Regions from separate parts of the Mus musculus genome. Here regions 2 and 3 are each linked to region 1. A link is a loop called in an ENCODE intact Hi-C map of the cell type or tissue named here. Cell type or tissue: heart. All regions are shown on one strand.

What was found. Peaks named below come from ENCODE experiments on the same cell type or tissue, not always from the same donor. Only the 100,000 strongest peaks of a DNase experiment are listed, where the experiment ranks them.
Region 2: it touches region 1 in a loop (2.4-fold over the local background); 8 of 42 quality-filtered maps call a loop at or near these places.
Region 3: it touches region 1 in a loop (6-fold over the local background); 7 of 42 quality-filtered maps call a loop at or near these places.

Annotation. Positions count from the first base shown.
Region 1 is chr19:40,693,837-40,701,836 of GRCm38, forward strand. All of the region lies in intron 1 of Entpd1 (ectonucleoside triphosphate diphosphohydrolase 1), which reads left to right. Among named protein-coding and RNA genes, the nearest start is that of Gm41846, 34 kb to the right of the region's middle. In heart, no CTCF peak of the experiment used is centred here; DNase peaks (open chromatin) are centred at 4,415 and 4,875.
Region 2 is chr19:40,630,258-40,638,257 of GRCm38, forward strand. It overlaps a transcript of Entpd1 not described here. Among named protein-coding and RNA genes, the nearest start is that of Tctn3, 22 kb to the left of the region's middle. In heart, a CTCF peak has its summit at 3,085 (motif pointing left); DNase peaks (open chromatin) are centred at 44, 524, 7,074 and 7,594; H3K27ac peaks cover 931 bases.
Region 3 is chr19:40,643,430-40,651,429 of GRCm38, forward strand. It overlaps a transcript of Entpd1 not described here. Among named protein-coding and RNA genes, the nearest start is that of Entpd1, 12 kb to the right of the region's middle. In heart, no CTCF peak of the experiment used is centred here; DNase peaks (open chromatin) are centred at 4,172 and 6,822; H3K27ac peaks cover 3,312 bases.

The DNA of each region.
Region 1 (8,000 bases):
TCACCATCATCACCCGAAAACTTGTCAGAAATGTGGAATCTTTGGCTTCACCTCAGACTTGTTGAATCTGAAACCCCGAGGAGCTGGCAGCCACTGCTCTTCCAAGCCTTTAGACACGCTCGGTGAAGGGTGATGGCTGAGAACTGGATTTTAGGACTTCGTCTTTAGAGGACTCTTCAGAGGAAGGGTTTTCTAGGGCTCACCTTCTGACATAGGTCTGAACCTGGCAAACTATGAGCGAAGGACCTCCATCCCGAACTCTGAACTGGGTTAGGGAGAAGAGTTCCCATTTGTTTGATAAAGGAGTTCATGAGACTGAAGATGGGGGATATATATAGGAAGAGTGGAATTAGAAGAACAAAATGGTGGCCAATCCAGTTATTTCATGTTCTTAGAAAATTAGAACACCAGTACCAAAGTCTCTGATATTACTAATACAGAGCTAGACGCAGAGGGATTTAACATGGCAGGAACTGGTGTTTTAAATATATTGTATTCTGTCTCACCTCAGTTCGTAGGTCAAAGCTCCGTGTTAACAGGACAATAGAAATGTTGAATTTGAGAAAGTGATTTGAGGGGCTGGAGAGATGGTTCAGCAGTTTAGAGCACTTGCTCTTCCTCAGGACCTGGATTCTGTTCCCAGAACCCACATGACTGTTCACACTTTTCTTTAATTACAGTTCCAGGGGATCTGATACCCACTGAAGTCCTCTGGGTCAAGGTACATGTGGTACACAGATACACATGCAGGCAAAACACCCATACACATAAAATAAAAATAAAATATAAGAAAGGAAGTGATTTGGTTGCTACCATTTTAACTAGTTTGACTTTTTTAGTAAGGAATCACAGAGATTAAAAAATGTACAAAGAAAGCCATCAGGCATTCTAATCTTGATAGCAGCTGAATCAGTGATGACAGCAACAGGGAACACAGCGGGCGGCTCCAAGCACTGCTGCTGTATGCTTGGCCCTGGGAGAGAGCAGGATAAACAGTCACGATTCTCTAGGCAGTGAGGATCGAACTCAGGACCGTGCACATGCCAGACAAGGGCTTTACTTCTGACCTACATCTGGGTCATCCCCTGGACTTGTTTCTGTTTCCTCAGTTTCCCATTTTGACAAGCGATTCCCAGTTGTGGCTGCATATTCAATACCCCAGGGAGTTATTAAAAAATACTAAAGGCCAGGCCTTAGTCTCAGTCTGATTCCATTATTTTGAGTGGGACCCTAGAGTTGGTGGTTTTCTAAAGTTCTTGCTTGATGAACCTATTGTACATCAGATTGCTTCAGTGATACATCTACCCAGGGGAAAGTATTAGAATAACCTATTCTCTGTGAAGAAGTTTAGAGTGTTGTATGGGGTTTAGAGACAGAATATCTGAAGAGTGCTCCAGGGGGCAATTTTCAGCTTGAATCTTGAGGGAAGAGTAGACAACAGTTAAGTAAAGAGATTGGGAGATGATATTCCAGGCTGAGACAACACATTGACAAAGACAACTTGGTGATTCAAGGCCTGAGAGGTGACAGTGAAGGATTCGGGGTAACGATGATGAAGGCTGGAGCCTGGGGTGGGTCAAACATAGACCCATGGCTGTATTGAGCGCCTTGTTCTGTTTTTATAAGAGCAGTGGGGAGCTATGCTGTGTTCTGAGAAGTTAATGGGTTACGTGGGGACAGATAGACACTTGGGAAGGGTTACTTCATCTGCAACTGGAAATCAGGCTGTTGAGAGGCAAGAGTGAGTGCAGGGAATCCATTATGGGCTCGCCCTGGGAGGGGGCCGTGGTTGGAAAAGGAAGCAGCAGAATGATGAGGAGGGATCCACAGCACTGACACCGTTGGCAACTAGAACCCCGGATGTGGCAAAGGACGATGCAGCAGCGTCCACTGAGTGAGCAAGTTGTGGGGCTCTGGAGGTGGGGGGGGGGGGCAGGGAGGGGTGGGGGAGGGAGGCGCTCTCCTTGGTCTCAGTAGCTGGATGAGGAATGGGAGGCTCATGGAGGAGCAGACTTGGTAGGAACAAGCCTGAGTCTTGTGTGAGCTGGGCTTGAGGTGCTCGTGGGGATTCCAAGCTGAAAGGACAAGGGAGAAGCACAAAAGCCAGAATGTATCTGGACGGCAGACAGAGTGTCTCCTGAATGGAGGACCACAGTCAACAGGGTTGCACAGGTTCTCTGTAACCACCTCTTTTTATATAAAGCTTCTTCTGTCTTCATATCAACCTATCAAAAAGTAAGGAGTGGCTTTAATCTTTTAGTATAAAAATAAAGATGTAGAAAGATCAAGTAACTCGCTGGTAAGAGAAGGGAGAGTTGGGAGTCAGTCCAGCATGTAGGCATACATAGGAGATGGTACATTGCTACCCAAAATGTCTTCAACCAGATGACTGACTGTTCAGAGCTGGAGCAGAACTAGCCATGCTTGCCAAGGAGTGACCAGCTACAGGGGCGGTTCCCTCCGTCGCACACATGGCATTGAGTCTATTGTCGGTAATTCATTGAACAACAACATCTCCGGTGGAGTAGATGACTAAGCCTTGGGATCCAGGTTTGGGATTTACTGCTCAAACATCTGAGCCCCTGCAGCCAATAAAATGCACAAATGAAGTTTTGGCTTGCATGGCAGCTCACTAAAAATAGAACCTCAGAGTGGAGAAGTTAAAATATATTTGGGATGCTCAAAACAATCTTTCTCCCTTTTCTATGATAAACATCGCACACTAAAAAAGTCCAAACCAGCCTTATCCCTTCATTTATCCTCCTGACAATGGGACACTGATGCTGGCCAGACCCTTTGTTGGGCACTGGGCAGACTCTCAAGGTGTCCAGCCTCCAAAAGAGACTAGTGCTGGTTCAGGGTCACTGTAGCACTGTAGGAGGATACTCTGAGAGGCCAACAAATAAGGGCCTCTTAGAACCATTTACACATAAGCAACTTTCCCAGTCTCAGTATCCTCATTGAGACAGATTTTAAAAAGAGGGGGTGGGGAGAGAATGTTTCAGACAGAAGATAGAGCAGGAATGATTTTTACAAAACACACACATATGTGTGTGTGTGTGTGTGTGTACATATACACTCCACAATATATATATATGTGTGTATATATATATATACATATATATATACACACACATACATACATATATGTGTATATACATATATATACATACATATAGTATGTATTTACATATATATATTTCACCATATACAGACAGACACACACATATATATTATATATATATATATGGAAAAAAGAGCCTAGTTTCAGAGCCTAACATGTTAAATTTACCTCACTTCTATAGCTAGATGGTTAGAATAGCCTTAAAATCATTATTAAAGAATCTGGATTTAGCAAGGTGTGATGACTCATGTTTTCAGTCCAACAATTAGGAGGCAGAGAGATGGCCCTTGGTGAATTCAAGTCCAACCTGGTCTGCATAGTGAGTTCCAGGACTACAGGTGAGACTGTCTCAGCAAAACAAAGTTTGGGTTTTATTTTGAAGCTTTGCAGTTTTAAATTGCCATGATGGCTTAAAAAAAAAAAGATGATTTGGAAAAGGAATTGCATTGAACTGGAAGAGCCTCTATAGAAGCTGCTGTAGGAATTCACAGAAGAAATGAAAACTGGTTTTAAGAAATATTTAGTGAGAAAAATTTTAAAAAAAGGAATTGGAGGTTTGAGGAAAAAGATGGGCACTAGAAATATATAGATGTAATAGATTTTGATGACTACATTCTGTAAGAAAGATTTAGAGGGGCGAAAGCTACATTCAGACATTCAAGCTTGCCTGTAGAACACCGAGGCATATATGTGTGTTTGGGTGGTGGTGGTGGTGGTGGTGGTGGTGGTATTATGAATCCACAGCTCAGGAAACTAGCCTGGGCTAGTTTACCAGGGGTCAAGGCCATTGAGACTAGGAAGTTGTAGTCATTGACATCAAGTTACCCCATAGAGATTGAATAGCCATCACCACTCAGTCTGGGTCATGTTTATACAATGGGATGAACCAGGGTCCCAGCATGGAATTCTCTAGGACTGCCATTAATGGGTATCAAACAGAGAACCAGCAAGCAGAGACTGGAGAAGTAGGAGGCTTGTCAGAATAGTCTGGTATCATGGAAGCCCGCTAAGAAAAAAGGTTTAAGTATAAAGAGTCAATGGTATCAAATTAAGTGCTGAAATGTACTCACTGAATTTAGCAACACAAGCTAGTGGGTGATATTTATGTGAGCAACTTGGATGCGAATAGAAGCGGATGAAGCGAGCTGACCGCGTCTGTAGAAAAATGGAGTTTAGGAATGCATAGTCTGAAGAGGTAAAACAAAAGCCCCAGTCATGAGAGGAGTTGGAGTTATAATCACTGCCAGTGCTGGAGCAGCACCATATAAAGCTCGGAGGGGCAGCCACCCCGCCCGACTCAGTCCCGGGAGAATGGGAAAGGGTGGGGTCCAGTTCTGCCTTTGACATCCAAGTATTGTCTTTGCTCACTGTCCCAGCCTTAAGGGTGGCACTCCCAATTTGTCATCCTAAATGTCAGTTCTAGGTAACAGATATTCCCAGAAGGTGCAATACAATTCTCCTCTTCTACTCATGCATGTTTCTTATAGTCGTTGGCCCCTTAGGAGTCTCTATAAAGAATCCCAACTATTTTGGCACTCATTTCTGAGTATCAGAATCTGTGATTCCCTCAGACGTGGTTATCTTGAGTCTTTGCTAAGGTGGAGACTCATTTCCTTCCACTGAGAACATTATCTTCGTTCCAAAGGAAAGAATAAAGGAGAAATCACTTTTGTGTCTGTTGGCCCTCCCAAGTGGACTTCCTGGTCTGGCACCCTTCCTACGTCTGTGAGCCCAAGTAAATGAAGACACAGGCACGCCAGCGTGAGCAAGAAGCACAGAGGTCGAGCTCCCTGTCATCCATGTCATCCCTGTGCTGTCATTTCCTGGCCTTGGGGCTTTAGAGGGACAGACTGTCTGCTGCCCTTTGGGAACAGACAGAAAGAGAATGCCCTGAAACCTACATTTGAAAGACAGCCATATAAGTTGTAGTGACCATTTTATTATTAACAACGGCCAGCTCGGTATCAGCTTTATAGAACAATTGATGTGGTCAGGGATGGAGAGGAGACGCAGCAGTTAAGGGCACTGCCGCTCTTCCAGAGAATTTAGGTTTGATTCTCAGCATCCTCACGGCAACTCCCTCAGGCCATGCTGGAGATGCACTGACAGGTCCTTTTCGTTCCACACCGTTGGCTCCATCCCCATCATGTTCATACACTGCTTTCCTTATCTAGGCTATAGAGAACAGCAGTAGGGTACCACTTTCTTAGTTATAGTCTAGATTAGATAAAGTCTCCAAGACATAAGACTGATCACATCTTCTCTTCTTAGGTGTGGGCAAATGTGGTAGAAGACATTCTCATCTCTTCTATTGGTTTGTTAACTGTTGCTTTCAGGGGACATTCCTCGGGGTTCAGAGTGTAACTCAGTTGGTAGACTGCTTGCCTAGCATGCCCTGGGCTCAGACCTCAAAACCTTCTCAAGTGGGTGTGGTGGTATAGGCTTGTCATCCCAGCACGGGAGATGGAAGCAGAATAATCAGAAATTCAGTGTCATTCTTAACTACATACGGGGTTTAAGGCCAGCCTGGCTTAGAGATTCTGTTTCAAAACAAAACAAAACAAAACAAACAAAACAAGATGACTATCAAGGAGAGAACATATCTGGTATCTCAGGTCTAGGAATTAAGGTCCAGGAACCTTCTTCTAACACCTTTGCCTTCCTTTCAACAAAATGGATACAAAAAATATACTCCAAAAAAAAAGTAAGGAACCCTTATATAGTCCTTCTGAGTTATCAGTTATAGCTATTATACTCTTGAAAGGAAGGTAATTCTAACCGATAAAGCTTGGAGCTCTTGCTTACCTAATTGCTCTGGTGCTCTGGCCGAAGCGTGAAAAGTTGGCTGCTTAAATATGCTTGCCCGTGATGAAATCACCAAGTACAGCTGGAAGCCTCACCATGCCTTCCTAGAGGATCATTCCTTTTTACTCTGATTCTCAATACCAATGATGCCTAAAGGGACAGTACTGATGCCCTCTTAAACCTTGGAATCCATCCAAAATAAGGTCTGACAGTTCCGCCTGATGGTATAGAAAGCATGGCATTGTTCTGGAAAGCCTGGATGAATGAGAATCAGATGTGGCTGCTTGGATTATTTGGACTGGCCAGTGTCTGCTGGACAATAGAGTAGGCAGTCAGCAAAGTCCACAGCAGACCACTAAAGCACGGCTCCCCGTTTAGCCATTGTTCAACTGCCTTGCTCATTGCCACGTGACTCACACTGGCAGCCCTCTGGACTTTCCTCATTATTTCAAAACCTTTGGATTTTTCAGAAATTTCTATTAAGAGTTTTAAATTGCTTAGGTAATTAAGGATGGAGAGAAAAGGACGGAGGGAAATAAGAAAGAGAAAGGCATGTATAAGCATTGGTTGGTCTGTGTAGAAAGGAGACAATGAGGTCAGAGACTGCCATCCTCAGATGAGCCTTCTTGCACAGGTAAGCCTTGACTAAGTATCTTGGAGATTGGATTTCAGAAAAGGGATGGCTTTTTCTACCTGGATTGAGTGTTCAGTCTGTTTGTTTTGGATCCCTGTGTACCTTGTGGGAGCCTGGCATGGGCTGGATGGACAGCCCCCAGTGACAGCCCTGGGTATTGGGTTGTTAGTGAGTCTACCTGGTAGATGTTTTATATGCACTGTTACAGATGTTTGCTAGGGGAACCTTGTGCCTGGTTTCTGTCAGGCTCAGTTCAATAGATTTTACTTCATACCTTTCTGCTGTAGCAAATTATAGCCACGTGTATAACCATATGCTGAATCCTATAAGCCCCTTTAGTGAATGGTCAAACCTGGGGTGTTCTTGGGAACCCTGGCACATTCCCACTTACAACTCCAGGACCATTTCTCAAGAGCTACTCCTGGCAGTGGCTAGCCTTGTATACCTGTCCAGAGACGTGCATGTTTTACCAAGTAAAAACAGTGCATTTACAGTTCCCACTTATCCTCCATATAATGAAGTACTCAGAAGATAGCTTGTGATGAGATTCATAGGTATAATTCAGTCTGTTCATGTCTACATGGTTTTATGATCTCTATCTATCTATCTATCTATCTATCTATCTATCTATCTATCTATCTATCTATCATAGAATTTATATGGCCAGAACCAGATGATGGACCTATAGCTGTTTTCAGCCTGTTATACTGAACACCCTATCCTTGTACCTTTTCAGGTCTTCAAGAGTATTTTGAGAGGTTAAATTTCTACACTAAACTTCTTTGATAGATAGTATCTATTGCAAGCATCAGAAGTGGCAGATTTTTACTTCCATTAATGTATAAGAAGTGTCCTTGTTTATATAATCCACACCCCCTGCCCACGATTTTGTTTGTTTGTTTTGAGACAAAGTCTCACTCTTTAGCTATAGCTGGCCTGAAACTTGTTATATAGAGCAGGTTAACCTCAGCCTTGGAGTGGTCTTTCTGCCTCTGCCATAGGTGTTGGGATTATACCATTCTGCTCAGATTCCATCCTTTTCCATGTAGTTTCTTTACTGAACTTTTACTTTTAGATGTACAGCTGTATGGATTTTGATAAATGTGTATATGGTCGTCTAGCCATCCCCACAGTCAGGATAAGAATATTGCTATCATCTCCAAACGTCCTTTGTAGATCCTCCTCATCAGCCTATGACCCCTGTGCACTGATTCGTGCTCCTAATATTGCCTTTTTGATAATAGAGTAAAGTCATTCAGTTTGTGGCCTTTTGAGTCTGGCTTCTTTCACTTTGCACAGTGCTTGTGAGATGTGTCTATGCTATTGCACCTATCCCTAGTGTATTCCTTTTGTATTGCTGAGAATAATGCCATTGTAAAATTGTAAAACAATTTGTATACAGTCACCAGCTGGCAGACATTTGGATTACTTATTTTT
Region 2 (8,000 bases), 64 kb before region 1:
GCCTGACTTCCACCTCCCACTCTGGGTGTGAGTCAGCCTTCTCTGGGCGGAAAGCTGCTGGTTTCCATAGCCAGCCCTGGGCTGGCAGAACTTCTTTTTTGCCAAGATTGTGTGTTGGAGGTGGGAGAGGAAATAAAAAATATCCAGGAAAACAGGTCACAATTCCCATTGTCTTTACCTAAAGTTTTGGCAGATATTCAGAAACAAATACCCTCCAATGTACCTTCTTTTGTCTGATTTTTAGGGTCCAGAAATATATCTGATAGTTGGAACCTTTGTTCTCTCTGTAATTTCCTTTAAATATGTCCTTTACATACATTTAGGGCATGACAAAAAAAAAAAAGTGTTGTTGTTTTTTTCTCTTCATTCTTCAAACAGAATTTAAGAAGCTCAAGAGGAAACGTAAAAGCCCCCGTTCTCCCTTGACTTTTTGGCTCTGGTCCCTTTATCTGGAAGCTTCTTCCTAAACCCTCAAGTTCCTTTTCTGTTTAGCAAGATCCCATAGCTCTGCTTTCAGATCAGGCGCTGATGACAGAGTCTGCCATTCCTCAGTCGGGTGATGTCTTCCTTCCCCCTCGTTTCTCACAGGGTTCCTTCCGTGTTTTGAGTTTTTGTCTTTGAATAGTCGACTTCTGCTCTGAGAACAAATTGCTGTAATACTGCTTTGCTTTGCTTTGCAGTTCCACATGATCTTTGTCTTGTTTTTTTCTTCCTTTTGTTTTTTTTGTTGTTGTTGTTTGTCTTTTTTTTTTTTTTTTGAGATGAGGTCTCTCTACATAGCCCCGGTTGTCCTGGAACTCACTATGGAGATCAGGCTGGCCTTGAACAGAGATCTGCCTGCCTCTGCTACCTGAGTGGCAGATTATAGATGTGTGCCACCATACCCAACTTGTCTTTAAATTTTAAAAGCATGGCTCTTGCCATATCTTGGTGTGGTTTTCTTGAGACTGACCTTACTTAGTATTCATTCAGTTGTTGGGTCTCGATATTCACAACTGGAGGTGTTGTCTTATGGAAGTATCCTTTAGATATGGGTGGTTTTCAATAGATTCCTCACTGTGGGTATCTAATTTATAAGCATCCCTAAGGTCCAGGTCTTGAGCAGTTTTCCCTCTCCCAGGCTAAAATTGGCATCATTCTCTGTAGACACAGGTCTGTCCAGGCAACAGCTCACTTGTAGTTCCAGTCTACAACTTATGATCTAGGTGCTTTCCAGAACGTAGAGCTCCTCTTCCTCTACCTCCTCCTCCCCTCCCTCCTCCTCCTCCTCTTCTTCTTCCTCTTTCTCTCTCTCGATTTTATTTTCACTGAATTTTGTGTATATCTGTTTGTATATGTGTGGGTTTGTCCAAAGGAATGTCGCTGCCCGCAGAGGCATGAGTGGGTGTTGGGTCCCCTAAAACTGGAATTCCAGGCAGCTGTGAGCTTTGGTGTCAAGAGCCAAACTCAGCTCTTCAGGAGTGTGTGCACTGAAACGCTGTGCTTTTCCAAGCCCCCCCCAAACTGTGAAGTTTATTAGCAGTGTTTCTGCAGTAAGTTACACTCCAGCACAGGTTCAGAAATCGATAAAGATCCCGTTAGTACTATGTGGTGATACATCTGAGCACTCTAGGCAATTTCTGAGATTTATTTGCTAAGACATGGAGCCCTAACATTTGGAAATGGGCTCACATGTGCTATTCATAGCATTTCCTGACCTTCAGAATTGTCCATGGTTTGGATATGTGGAGTTTTTATGTTTATTTGAAGACAAGGAGATATTTGTTTAATCAAGAGCAGGTCTGTCTTAACAAACCTGGATGATCAATAGAGCAGAGCGTTTCAATCTTATTTGTACTCAGAAAAACATCTTCTTGGTGACTGAGAGAGAGGCTGGTCAGGAAATGACTCCCAGGTCCTTACTTGTGCTTGGAAGCTGGGTAAGAATGCCTTGCAGATAATTTATATGTGTTCAGTTTTTTAAAAACCATAGAGTATTTGAATCATTACTCACTTTATTCATGGAAAGGATCCTCACTCATCCATCAACTTGCAGTGCATTGCTAGTGTCAGAGCTTAGTCGGAGAGTGTGATTATGCTAACTCCTATCTCCTGTTTATTGGCAAAGGCAATGCTTATAATCTGCACTATTATAAATATTTACAATTCCTTCAAGTACACGCCTTCTCTTATTTCACTCCACAAGTGTTATTACTACTAGGTGAAGGTTTCCCTTCTGTTCTTTTCTTCTGGAGGAAAGAAGAGACACGGCTAGTTTATTTGGCAAGGCAAGGGGAAGGAGACCACTCCAGGGACACACACACACACATACAAGGGATGGGGGTGACCTAGGAAGGTAACTCATTCAGTTCTGCTTGATGTATTTTTAAGATTTTATAAATATTCTTGAGGTGGGTGGCATATTCATGGAAGTAAGATGACCTTTTTTTTTTTTTTTTGCCCTCAAATCATAGTGGATTGAATCTCCTTTTCAGGTGTTTCCCCCTTGATCCTTGTGAAATGTTCACAAAAGAGGCTCAAAACCACAGCGCAAATAGTATTGTAATGAAGCCTGGTGCTTAGAGGGTTCAAACCTTTATTACTGTTCATGCATGGACATTGGGGCGGTTTGCCAGGGCCTTTGCTGGCTTAGTGGGAAGAATCCACCTGCAGCTTCAAGGATGATTAACCACAGGGGCATCTGCTCATCAGGAGGTGCAGCTGAATTCTCCTCGGTTACCTCATGTCTAACTCCCTGCCGTCTGCTCTCAATATCCGTTGACATAACTTCTCTCATGGAAAATTACAACCAAAGGTAAAGTAAAGGCATTCCTGTACAGTTTAAAAAGTGTTAGATATAGTTGGCCATGGTGGCACACAATTTTAATCCTAGCAGAAGCACGTAGATCTCTGTTAGTTCAAGGCCAGCCTGGTCTATATAGCAAGTACTAGGTGAGACTCTATCTCAACAAACAAACAAACAAACAAACAAGCAAACAAAATACCTTGCAGAAGATCAAAGTTTGAGTACCACCTCCCACTACCAGCAGTTCAAGAGCACCGATAATTCCAGCTCCAGGGGATCTAATGCCCTCTTCTGGACACCATGGGCATTTGCATGCACATGTGCACAGATGCACAAAATATATACATAATTAAAAATAAAGTCTTTTTAAAATGTAAGATGTAAACAGGCAAATGGTAGTATCTTACTTAGGGTTTCAATGCTGTGAAGAGACACTATGATGAAGGCAACTCTTATAGGGGAAAATATTTATTTGGGGCTGGCTTACAGGTTCAGAGGTTCAGTCCATTATCATCATGGTGGGAGCATGGCAGCATCTAGGCAGGCATGGTACCGGAGGAGCTGACAGTTCTACATCTTGTTCCAAAACAAGACAGGAGAAGACTGTCTCCTCAGACAGATAGGAGGAGAGTCTTAAAGCCTACCCCCACAGTGACACACATTCTCCAATAAGGCCACATCTACTCCAACAAGGCCACACTTCCTAATAATGACACTCTCTGGGCCAAGCATATTCAAACCACCACATTCCATTTCCTGGCCCCCATAGGCTTATTTAAACACATGAGTCTATGGGGGCCATACCTAAACATAGCATAATCCAAAATACATTTAGTCCAACTTCAAAAGTCCCCATAGTCTATCATAGTCTCAACAATGTTTAAAAGTCCAAAGTTCAAAGTCTCATCTAATCTCTTTACTCTAATCCCCTATAAAATCAGTCAAAAAAGCAGATCTAGACCTGCAAAGTCACAGGATATATATTGCCATTCCAAAATGACACAGTGAGGAAAAGTAAGACCAAAAACCAGCTGGGGAAACTCCAAACTCCATGTCTGGCGTCAAAGTGTTCTTCAGATCTCCAACTCCTTTATGCTTTGTTGACTGCAACATACTTCTTTCTCTTGGGCTGGTTCTCCTCCCTGTTAGCATCTTTTCTCAGCACGTATACCACAGTTCTGGCATCTCTAACATCTTAGGGTATCCAAGGCAACTTCAGCTTTATATCTCTTGTTCCCATGTCTGGGATCCACACATGATCGTCTGGCCCTTCCAAAGGTCTCGAGTCACATTTCCAGCCCTGCCCTCTGTAGCACTCCAGGGTCTGGTTGACTCCACCTCATTGCTGCTGCTCGTCCTGGAGATCATCCCATGGTACTGGCATTTCTAACATGCTGAGGTTTCTCACTGCAACTAGGCTTCACCAATAGCCTCTCATAGGCTCCCTTTATGGTGCCAAGCCTCAGCTCCTTTGCATGACCCCTTCAGTCCTGGGCCATCAACTGCAACTGAGGCTGCACTTTTACCAGTGGTCTTCCCTGGCCTCTCACAGTGCCAAGCCTCAGCTGCTCTCCATGACCCCTTCATGCCTTTAAAACCTGTACCATGTGATTCTTACTCATCACAAGTCCAGCTGTAGCACGAGGTACAACCTTGGCTATCTCTGGGACACAGCTTCTTTCTACTCTCAGAAAACCCTTCCCAGAAGATTTCACCTCAGTGATGCTGGTCTCTTAATCACCACTAATTTCTTAGCTCCAGCTAACCAACATCATTAATTGTCCCAGTAGTCTCCTACTCTTGATTCTAAAGCCAGAGCCACATGGCCGAAGCTGCCGAGTTCTGCTGGTTGCAGGAGCTGGAACATGGTCCCGCTTATTCTATTACCAGCTTTCTGTTTTTCTACTCCTTCGCTCCCAAAGCTTGGCTATCCTGGAACTTGCTTTGTAGCTTGACTTTGAACTCAGAGATCTGCATGGCTCTGTCTCCTGAATGCTGGGATTACAGGCTTATATCACCATGTCTGGACCGATGCTTTTCTCTACTTGGAACTGGCTCTGTTCTAGGCTGGCCTTGAACTCAGGGATCAGCTTGTCTCTGTCTCCTGGGATCAAAGATGTATATCACCATGTCTGGGCCTAAGCTTTTCATGGGCACTATTCCTCAAGATCCAGATCCAAAGCCTGTGTCTTCCAGCCTCACAATCTGGATCACAGTTGTGCTCTCTGTTTCTGGACTGTGGTTCATTTCAGATTAAAAGTCCAAATGAAAACAACTACCAAGTCCCTTGTTTGGCTGCAAAAGCATAAACAATAACCTCAGCAGGGTGGGATCTTGCCTCCAGGTCACCACTCCCTTAATCTGTTTGTCTCCTTGAACATAGGGTTCAGCGCCATTCTTCTTCCTGGTGCCCTTTTATTCTCTGAACTATACATTTTGTACTTTACCTTTCAAAGCGTGCTCCTTTTCATCAAAATGCTCTTCATACGAGTGGGCTGTAGTAACCACACAACAGAATTCGTACCAGGCTGCTTTGAGACTTCCTTTGTCAAAGCAACTAAACTAAATCTCTTCTCTTTAGCCTCAGGCAGACTCTTTGGACAATGGCGCAAAGTGGCTATATTCCTCACCAAAGCATCACAAAAACAGTCTCTAGGCCACATACTAACATTCTTCACTAAAATCTCCAGTTCTGTGCAGTTCAAATCATCCTCGGCACCAATGTCTTCTACATTCCTACTAGGATGGTCCAATAAGCCTCACTTCATTTCAGGGCTTCCCAAAGACAAGGTCCCCAAATCCACATTCCTCCAAACAAAAGCATAATAATTGAGGCCTATCACAGCAATGCCTCAATCCCTGATAACAACTTCTGTCTTAGGGTTTTACTGCTGTGAACAGACACCATGACCAAGGCAACTCTTTTTTTTTTTTCTTTTAAAGATTTATTTATCTATTATATGTAAGTACACTGTAGCTGTCCTCAGATACTCCAGAAGAGGGCATCAGATTTCATTACGGATGGTTGTGAGCCACCATGTGGTTGCTGGGATTTGAACCTTCGGAAGAGCAGTCAGCGCTCTTAACCGCTGAGCCATCTCGCCAGCCCCAAGGCAACCCTTATAAGGACAACATTTAATTGAGGCTGGCTTACAGGTTCAGAGGTTCAGTTCATTATCATCAAAAGAGCATGGCAGTGTCCAGGCAGGCATGGTGCAGGAGGAGGTGAGAGTTTTACATCTTCATCTGAAGGCCAACAGAAGACAACTTAGGAGGAGGGTCTCAAAGCCCACCCCCACAGTGACAAACTTCCTCCAACAAGGCAACACCTCCAAATAGTGCCACTCCCTGAGCAAACCATATTCAAACCACCACAGGTAGATTTTTGGTAGAGGTTCTAAAACTGATGCTAATACTTATGTGGTTATCCCTAGCAGGCCGATGATAAAGCTAGTGCCAAGCTGAAACTTTCACATTTAAAATGGCAGTTATACGAACACCAGAATAGTCACCTAGACATTCCGTGCAAATTTAAGTTCCTTCAATTTCCACCCCACCCCCCAAATCTTTATGTTAGTTTGTCATTTGGACCAATCTAGTTTGAGAATGTAAGACTAATAGTCTTGTAAGGTTTAGGGCTGAATTTATTTCTTATTGCTTGAATTCTCAATCTTTTTTTTTTTTTTTTTTAAAAAAAACGTATATTGTAATTGTAGCACTTAAGGTTGTGTTCCTACTGGCAGTCTACAGAAAACATACTGTGGATGCTGAACGTTATCTCTGGAAAATGACTTAGCTCCCCCTAACTGGAGACATTTTAAAGGCTTTTTCTATGTAGCCCATTACTAGTAACAAGCAAGTTCAAACTCAGTGTCCCTGCCTTACTCTCCCTAAACCGGTGACATTTTGCTTTTGTTTTTTTGTTTGGTTTGGTTTTCAGCCAGGGTCTCATGTGGTCTAGGCTGGTCTGGAACTCACTAGGTAGCTGATGCGGACCCTCCTGCCTTTAGTTCCCACATGGTAAGATTATCCACACCTGGCTCACCTGGAGGGTTTTTTTCAAAGTTATTTGACCAGCAGTGTAACTTAACTGACTGAATGAGTCTGGGTTTTGCTGGGCTGTCAGGCTGGAGCTGCAGCCATCTGATAGCTCCTTAGCAGAGTTCAGGAGGCCAGTGTCTGCTTCCTCAAGATGGTGTGATAATGTGTCGCAGCCTGAAGCAGAGATAGCAGCTCCACAGCAAAGCCCAGTAGACCTGCTTTACTGAAAAGGGCAGCCCCTTTCCTTCCCGACATTCTAAGTCTTCCTGCACCCCGCCCACTGCGGGAGACTTGAAACAATGGGAGAATGGCACCTTTGCATTCCCTCCTAGGAACTCCTGTATTTTGTAATGACATTAACTTTCCACCTTCCTCTACTTTGTCTTGGATGACAAAGAATGGCAAATGCTTGTTTACCCAAGAGGTGGCACATTTACAAGCACTCTCCTTTCCCAAAGCTACTTTCTGGAAAAACAAAACAAAACAAAAAACCAGCCGGGCAGGACCAGCTAAGCAGTGATGCCACACTGGGTGTGAGCTGAGGCTGCTTCATGCATAGTGTACCCTAGTTCTCCATCTATAGGAAAGCAGAACCGTTGAAATCGCCAGGGAGAGATAATGGTAATTTTGCTAATTCACTGGCTTTGGTTGTCGAAGCACAGGTGATGTTGGGCTGAGTAGTCCTCTAGTGGTCCTCTAGTGGAGCCTCCACTGTGGCCATTAAAAGAGAAGTGGACCAAGGAAGGACCATGGTTAGAGATGCGTCACTGGACTGTCACCGGACTGTCACAGGGCCCTCACTGTTTAGGGCTATGAGGAAGTGGTTGGAAAAACAAATCGCCCTGCAAGAAATAGAAGGAAACAACTAGAAAAACAACCGATGGCTTTATTAGAAACTGGTCTGGCTGGGTAGTCCTGGCTGAGGCAAACCACCATGTAAAGAAGTTAAAGACAAAAACAGTGGGTGAATCTATTAGAAGGCTCCTGTTGCTGGTTTCCTGACCTTCACAGTGGATTGCAGGCCTTGTGAGGGACAAGGAGTGCACAGTCTTGAGTGATAGTCCCTGCGTGGGGTATAAATAGAATATGGATTCTTTTTTTATTGGGGAGGGGAGATTAGTGGAAATAAAGTAATTTTCACCAAATTCTCCCTTTGAGAAGGATCCGTGATGGT
Region 3 (8,000 bases), 50 kb before region 1:
GGGATTTGAACTCAGGACCTTCTGGAAGAACGGTCAGTTGCTCTTAACTGCTGAGCCATCTCTCCAGCCCCTGGTTTGTTGTTTTCAAGACAGGGTGGCTCTTAAAGTTCACTGTGTAGGCATGTGTGGCTTCAAGCATGTTCTCCTTCAAACTTCCACACACACAAAGATCGCAAGGATATTATACTAATTAAAAGGCTCCCTATCACAGACTTGTGTTACACCCATACCGCCTCAGATAGCCACAGTTTCCATATAGGTTTCCGGTAGCATTTGCCTGCCTAGACTTGGCCATCACGTTGTGAGCAAATAGGCTTCAGGAAGGTAGAACATTCTTTACTTGTGCACACAGGGGTCACAAGTGCCTACTTCTTGAGAAATGGCTGATAGGTGTAAAAATTCTAAAGCTCAGTTCTCTCATCTCTCCCCAGCACAATCATTTCAGGTAATTCCATGCCTTTGGTGTTTGGAGCTCTAAAAGCATTTCTTGCTATGCCACTTCATATACATATCCTGAGTAATTACCAAAGGTGGTGGTTCTACATGAAAGACATCCTCCTCTTGTATACTTGAAGTTGAACTAAGCCACTCTTCACAATAGTAAGATAAAGTAGTGGGCCTGGAGATGTTGAAAATGACTTGAGGAAGGAACTGGAAACAAGGGTGTAGCTTCCTTTCAGCTAGTGCTTACTGACTGTGTTATGATGAACAGGTTCTTTGTAGGGTTTGGTATTTAGTGATGATCAACATAGCTCTCATGGGCACATCTAGGAGAGGAATAAGATGTTAAGCAGTGATCTCATATGTACGTCTTTTCAAATTAGGTAAGTGCCACAAAGAGCAAACTGAGGGGTTGCTGCACGGGTGCAAGTGGGAGACAAATTTTAAAATTTGTCATTTTTCAAGATAGTTTCGTTATTAAATTTTAATTTTTTTCTCAGTGTTTAGATGATGTAGGGAACCCTAAATTCATCTTAAAGAATTGCTTTTGCATTTACATTTGGGTTTGAGTTTTGTTACAAGAAGCAATGGCAGTAGTTTTGTTTTGTTTAAGGATTTTATTATTTTTTTAATCTATTGTTTTTGTGGTGTTGGGGATAAAACCCAGCCCTTGCTCCTGTTAGGGAAGCAATCTGTTCTGTTTTTTAGACATGACCCTACTAGTCCCAGTTACTTCTCTCCTCTGAGTTTCTTTGTTGTTGTTGTTGTTGTTGTTTTTTTTTTTTTTAAGACAATGTTTCTCTGTGTAACAGGCCTGGCTGTTCTGAAACTCATTTTGTAGACCAAACTAGCCTCCAACTCAGAGATTAGCCTGCTTCTGCGTCCCAAGTGCTGGGATCAAAGAAGGCATGGGCTACCACACCCAGCATCCCCTCTGAGTTTCTAACTCTCTTCTCTATGTTGGTGTTTCTTCCTCCATCTTATTTTGATAATCTTGTCCTGATGGCACATTTTGACCTATTAGCCACATGTCTTTTCTAGTCTCCGTCCAGTGTGTAGTGTTAGGAGGTGGGTCTTTGGTAAAACGATGCAGTGAAGAGGACCGTTGGGATCGGCATGTACGTATGAGAGGTCGGCACATTGGCAGGAGAAATGCTGGACTTACAAACCTGCTTTGCTGTGGGATCTGGAGGCCGAGTTTCACCATCTCCATCCCTTAAGACGGAAAACCTACTGGAAGTGATTGGCAGGGGCTGGGGCTTCTGGAGTAAAGCAATGAGGAAGAAAGAGAAAAATGAAGGAGACCCTAGGTCAGAGTAGATCCTCGTGCTCAGAAAAGTCCTCTGCACATGGTCGGTGTTCAGAAGCGTCTGTTGAGTAAATGAACACTTGTACTAAACTCATCAGGGCAGGCTGCTCACAGAACCAGCAAGCACTATTCATGTTAATATACCATCCTAATTAAACTCTCCCCCCACCCAATCATTACATCATTACTTGTGGCATCCTGGGTTTCCAATTGCTAAGGATTCAGTTAAGAATATATTCTGTGTTTTCCCAAGAGGAGTGTCAGGGTGTCAGGTATAAACTAGTATGACAACAGGCAAATACATGACCAACAGACATGAAGAAAGCCAGTGCTGAGCTAAGGCTACAGGGCAGAGTCCGCTGTGTTTCTCTGCCCAGGAGTCATTTTCCAAAGGCTTTGAAACCACAGCTTCTCTCCACTAAAGCCAGAAGCATCAGTCAGCTGGGATCTGAGTTGTTGAAAGCCAGAGTCAAAACAGGCAAAATTGGACAAGGACACGCATAACCCTGTTGGTGAGAGGAAGGAAGCAAACCCATTTCTTCTTACCTTAAACTGAGACTTGTCACAGGTAGGCAGACCATGATAACTATGACAACCTCCTGGCTGTTTGAGTGGATAGCCAGAAAAGTAAACTCTGATTTATATTTAAAGTAAATACGTATTGAAATACTTACTTAAATATAAATGTTATTTGTAATCCATAAATTGTGCCTTTTACAAATTTCAGAGGGATCACAATAGCCAATGAAAGTCAGATATTAAGTAAAGGGCTAATGACCTACAGATCTTGTTGGTGGGCTGAGAAACTCCAGAAGGGAGAGTTGATTTGGCTGATAACACCTGCGGACCATCCAGGAAACTCCGGGAAACTCCTGATAAAAAAGATCAGCATACCAACCTCCATTGGTATTTACAACATTGAGGCTTCAGGGAAACAAACCTGCAGATGGAATCCTCCAACCCCAAAGTTCTCTCTCTGCCCTCTCATCACCCTGCATCATGGCCTACAGTCTCCACTTTCATGAAGAGATAGCTGCCCTTCATTGCTCTGATTAAATGACAGTCTGCTTCTGCAGAGGGAATCTGTAGCATGTCGTTTTAGAAACACTCTACTGCATTTGCTGCACTACCAGCCCCTCCCAGCTCCCTTTTTTTTCCACTTGGCTTAGCTCAGGGATGGGCTGCCACAAGCCCCAACCCAGCCTCTCTCTACCTGCCTCTGCTCAGGGGCGTCTCTACACCAACTTCCACCTGAGACCCTTGAATCTGAGGACAGAAGACACACAGACAGCTCTTTTACTTTATAACTTGCCCACTAGACACAATTGCTGGGCGCAAATATCTCCTGCCTGGAAATGCATGACCTTAGCAGTTTATTATCTCACTCTATCCTTCCCGCCCTAAACTTAATGACTGGTTCCAATTAGCCCCTGTCAAGCATGTTTGGCCACTTGCCGTAGTGGAGGCTGCAGGCCCTAACTCTCCCCGAGGCCTTACATAATTGCTGCGACCTGCTTCCTCCAAAGCATGGCAGAAAAGCCTCTCTCTGGGCTCCTTTTCCTCCTCAGACCTGGAAGTCCCACCTATACCTTGAGCCTAGCAATTGGCCCCTGACCTTCTTTATTGACAAATCAAGAACCAATTGGGAAACGGGATTTTAACCTCTGGAGCTCTCTCTACAGGGATCTTCTTTTGCTTATTTCCATGTCATCTCCGTCAATCTTAACCTAACATTAAGTACATGTACAAAGCAGTAGACATGGGGCTATGGGATGTGGGAAGTCTTTAATGAAGATAGAAGAATAATTTGTGTTCAAGTCCTAGAACTTTAAAATACATTTGAGTTTTATGTATGAAAATATTACTTATGAAACACTTGTGAGAAGCTAATTATCATCTTAGAATTGGACGCTGGGAGATCTGAAAGATTTATGGTTTGAATGAGACCTTGAAGGATGAGTTGGAGTAACCCCACAGGCAAAGTGGAGAATCCACAAGTCTGTAAACGGAGTCTCAAAAGTCAGAAAATTGTACTATGTCTTTCTGTCCCCCAATTACCTCCTGCTCTGCTGCCCTAGTATAGAGAGAAGTAGGGAGCCTTAATTTGGCATTGTCTCCATGTCACCCCTGGTTGATCTCTGCAAAGGTGGAGGCCTTAGCAGTAACAAGGGAGCTTCCTGCTGTAGCCAACCTGATGCTATTGTCTTTACGAGCTGGGTGTGTGAACCCCATCTCAGAGGTCATCAGGGTGACACCAGGGGCCTCGTGTTCTTCAGAACTTTCTGTTACCTCCTCAGACCAGGGATGGTGAGAAGACAGAGACTTATGCCCTTTGAGATCCTGTCTGTTTGGAAAGACCAATCCTCAGGACCCTAGGGCTTGTGAGTGTGGTAAAATTAAGGCACTGGCTTTCCTGCCTCTCAGAACATTAAGTTTTCTGGCAATGTTCCCATATAACTCAGCCTGTCTGGGGAAGCCCAAGCCTTTTCCTTCCTTTTTTTTTTTTTTTTTTTCTTCAAGGCTTAGCCCAGCAATCTCCTTCCTGCTCTCCCCCAGTGCAAGTTTCTGACATCTCCCCAGAGACACTCATTTGGAAACTTTTTGAGCCAGTGAAGAATCAACTTAGAGATCTTTCCTTCCCCTGACCAAAGGGAATATTGTGTGTCATGGAATGGAAAGATTTGAATAGTACTATCACATTGAGGGTAACGGGCGGCTTGCCGGTTGTGGCTCACATCTGAAGTTTGCTTTGGTTTGCTGAATGTGGACACAGTGGGTTCTGTTTGAACAAGAAATCACGTGTAACAGACGCTTTTGCAAAAACGGTGGTCACTTAGCAGTTACTTCAACAAAAAAATGTGCTTCAGCGAGGGGCTTCAGCATAAAAGCTGCATTTGAGCTTTTATGCAATGTTGAATTTAATGCACTTGTAAGTAAACTTTTAATTTTAGGATAATTTTTAATTTATGGAAAGTCAGCATGGCACAGAGAGTTCTCACATACTGCATGTTGTGTTTCCCCTGGTGTTAGCATCTTACATTAGGATAGCATGTCTGTCAATTACTAGTATTGATGTTTGTTTGTTTGTTTGTTTGAGAAAGGGTTTCTCTGCTTTGCCCTGGACATCCTGGAACTCGCTCTATACACCACACTGGCCTTGAGCTCAAAGATCCACTGCCTCTGCCTCTTAAGTGTTGGGATTAAATATTTGTGTTACTGTGCTCACCTATAACTGATTTTTAGTGTGTGTGTGTGTGTGTATGCATCTTTGTGTATGTGTGGAGGTCGGAGGACAACTTGTAGGAGTCAGTTTTCTCCTTCTACCATGTGGATCTCAGGGCTCAAACGCAGGTCGTCAGACTTGACAGGAAGCACTTTCTTACTCTCACTGGCCCTGATAGCATTATCAGCTAAAGTCCGACTCTGTTGTGTGATTTGAACATGGAATATCCTTCGTAGACTCACTGGCTGAACGCTATACCTGGCCCCAGGTCCCTTTTACCTCTCTGCTCCTTCTCACGCTGTGCCTCACACCTCCACTTTGTTAGTGTTCAGAATCAATGGTGGTCCATGGACTGAAAACTCAGGATCCCTGAACCTCTTCTCCTTAGATTGTTTCTCTGAGCTCTTTAATCACACAGATAAGAAAAAACCCAACACAAGATTTTTATTCATATTCCTTTAGCTTTTTTTTTTTTTTTTTTTGGTCTAGGTGTCACATATTTTTAATTCCCAAATATTTTTATTTCCATATTCCCCATAGCTGCCAAGAGTTCTCAGGCTTTATTTTTGATGACTTTGACAGTCTGAAATAATCCTGGTCAGGATATGTTTGGAGCGGCCCCCAGTTGGGATAGTTGTTCTAAGCCTTACTCACAGTTAGCCTGGAGTAAGTAGCCTGGAGTTGAGGAGGAAGACCATGGAGATAAAGTTCCACGTTTGGGACATCATACTGATGGTGTGCTGTCAACAGGGCTGGTTACCATGGCAGCTGACACTCCTGCTTACTTTCCTTTGTGCTGCAGTCTTTGGAAAGAAGTTACAAAGTACACGAGGGGTTTTACTTTGTGTCCCGGATAGCACAGTACCTCTGTGAATTGTTTCTCTGTATAGTCCTGGCTGTCCTGAAACTCACTCTGTAGACCAGGCTGGCCCTGAACTCAGAAATTTGCCTGCCTCTGCCTCCCAAGTGCTGGGATTAAAGGCATGTATCACCATGCCTGGTGATTTTGAATTCTTTTAAGCAGAAACTTGTTTTCTCCTATTTCTTTCTTTCTTTCTTTCTTTCTTTCTTTCTTTCTTTCTTTATTTAATAATTCACTTATTTAGTAAATATATTAGAATAGTCTCATGGATACTCACGTTACAGTTTGGACTATAACAGAGTCTGCTTTGCTGTTCAGATTGTTTCTGGCATATTGGGAGCTCTTCGGACTGATCCCCGTTTTCATTTCGAGGTACCTATCTTTGCAAGTCTTAAAAAACACTTTTCAAAAATCTCTTTGGGACTAGAGACATAACTAGACAGTTAAGAAGCATGGCTGCTCCAGGTTCGATTCCCAGCACCCACATAGCGGCTCACATGGGCTGTAACCCTTTCCTGACCTCGGCATAGTCACAAGTAACCAAAGCATCCACACACATAAAATAAAAAGAAATACATTTCAAAACCAACCCCCACTTTGTGGCACTCTAAGATACTTTAGACTCACCATGTACACTGTCTGTATCAGTCCTAGACCCAGCTATTTCTCAGAATACTTTTGGCCCTGTGTTATTGGAGAATGGCTTTTGAGGTGAGGCTCTGTGGGTAAGCATTGTTGCTCTTCAGACATCTTTGCTGATGCTTTCAGCTGATGGTGCAAAGAAATATGTATGTATTTTCATTGTAGCCTTTATGAGCAGTGGCAAATGTTGCTGTCTTTATTCACATCTGTTTCTATTCTGCTAACATGAACTTACACTGACTCCGATTCCAGTCTTCTTCCTCGAGTATCATTTGGGTGGATTCTCCTTGTTGAAAACACTCGAAGGCTGCAGAATCAACAGTGAGAGATCTGCTTCCTGTGCCCAGCATCCACTTCCTGTTTGATTCCAGTAGAGTGAGCCGTGGTTGTGGAGAAATGTGCTTCTGTGTACTTCCTTCTGCCTCTCACCTAAGGCTGTCACTCAGCCCCAGGCTGACAGAAGCCAGGGCTCCTTTCTTTCCCACCATTCAGTGAGGCTGTTCCCATACTTTTCCCACGATCTACATTTTATTTTGGGATCTCTTGGCCTGTTGAACAATGTGTGTGTGTGTGTGTATAATATTCATTTTTTGTGTATTAAGGCTTTCTAGGTTTTGATAAACATATATTGTTATGCAGATACCATTACAGTATCATATGGAATAGTTTTGTGGTACTAAAAGTCTTCCGTTGTACCCCACACTCAATTCCCAGTCCTACCAAAGCAAGAAGGCCCATACACACAAATTCTGACCCACTCACCTAGTTAAATCATCTTTCTTCCACCCCCACCCCCAAGAGTCTCAGGCTACCACTGATGTGTTTGCTGTCTTGATAGGAATTCACTAGCTTAAAGTTTTAAACTTTAGATATTTTCAGAAGTTCTGGAGCCTGGTCTTGGTTGAGTTGCAATGAGTGCTTTCTTTGGAACTGAACACAGTTGACCCTAAAGACAGCACAGCTATTATGCTAAGTGCTCCAGGCTGGTCTTAGTATGAGGCCATCCTTGGGTCACACAGTTTCCCTTTGGAGGAACTGGCTCTTCTGCAGCATCTAAAGGCATTTCCTAGCTCAGAGTTTCGGGATTCCTCCCTGATTACTGTGGCATGAGCTTATTATCACGGGAACAGAAGCTTGCCAGCCCATCCTCTTCTCCGTTTCACTCCCTCTTGTAATGGGGCCCCAGCCCTAGGAGTGCTGACTGAATCCTTAGGATCACTTTAAATTCGGATAAGGGGAGTGGAGAGACCTGGTGTCCTATATAAACGAAGAGACATCTGTTCCCAGTCACCCCAGAAACCCTTGTGTTACTTCTGGAAAAAATACACAAACCACGTAAGTGGGGCAAGAGACACACGACAAACAAACCTTTTTTTTTTTTTTTTTTTTTTTTACACACACATTTAGAGCACAGGCAAAGGCCAAGGACCTCTGTTTCCTGAGTGTGAGCTGTGCGCCAGGGTGTCTTTTGGAGTCTCACCTTCTTCATTTATCGCCTCCCGGACCTGTACTCCATGAGCCTC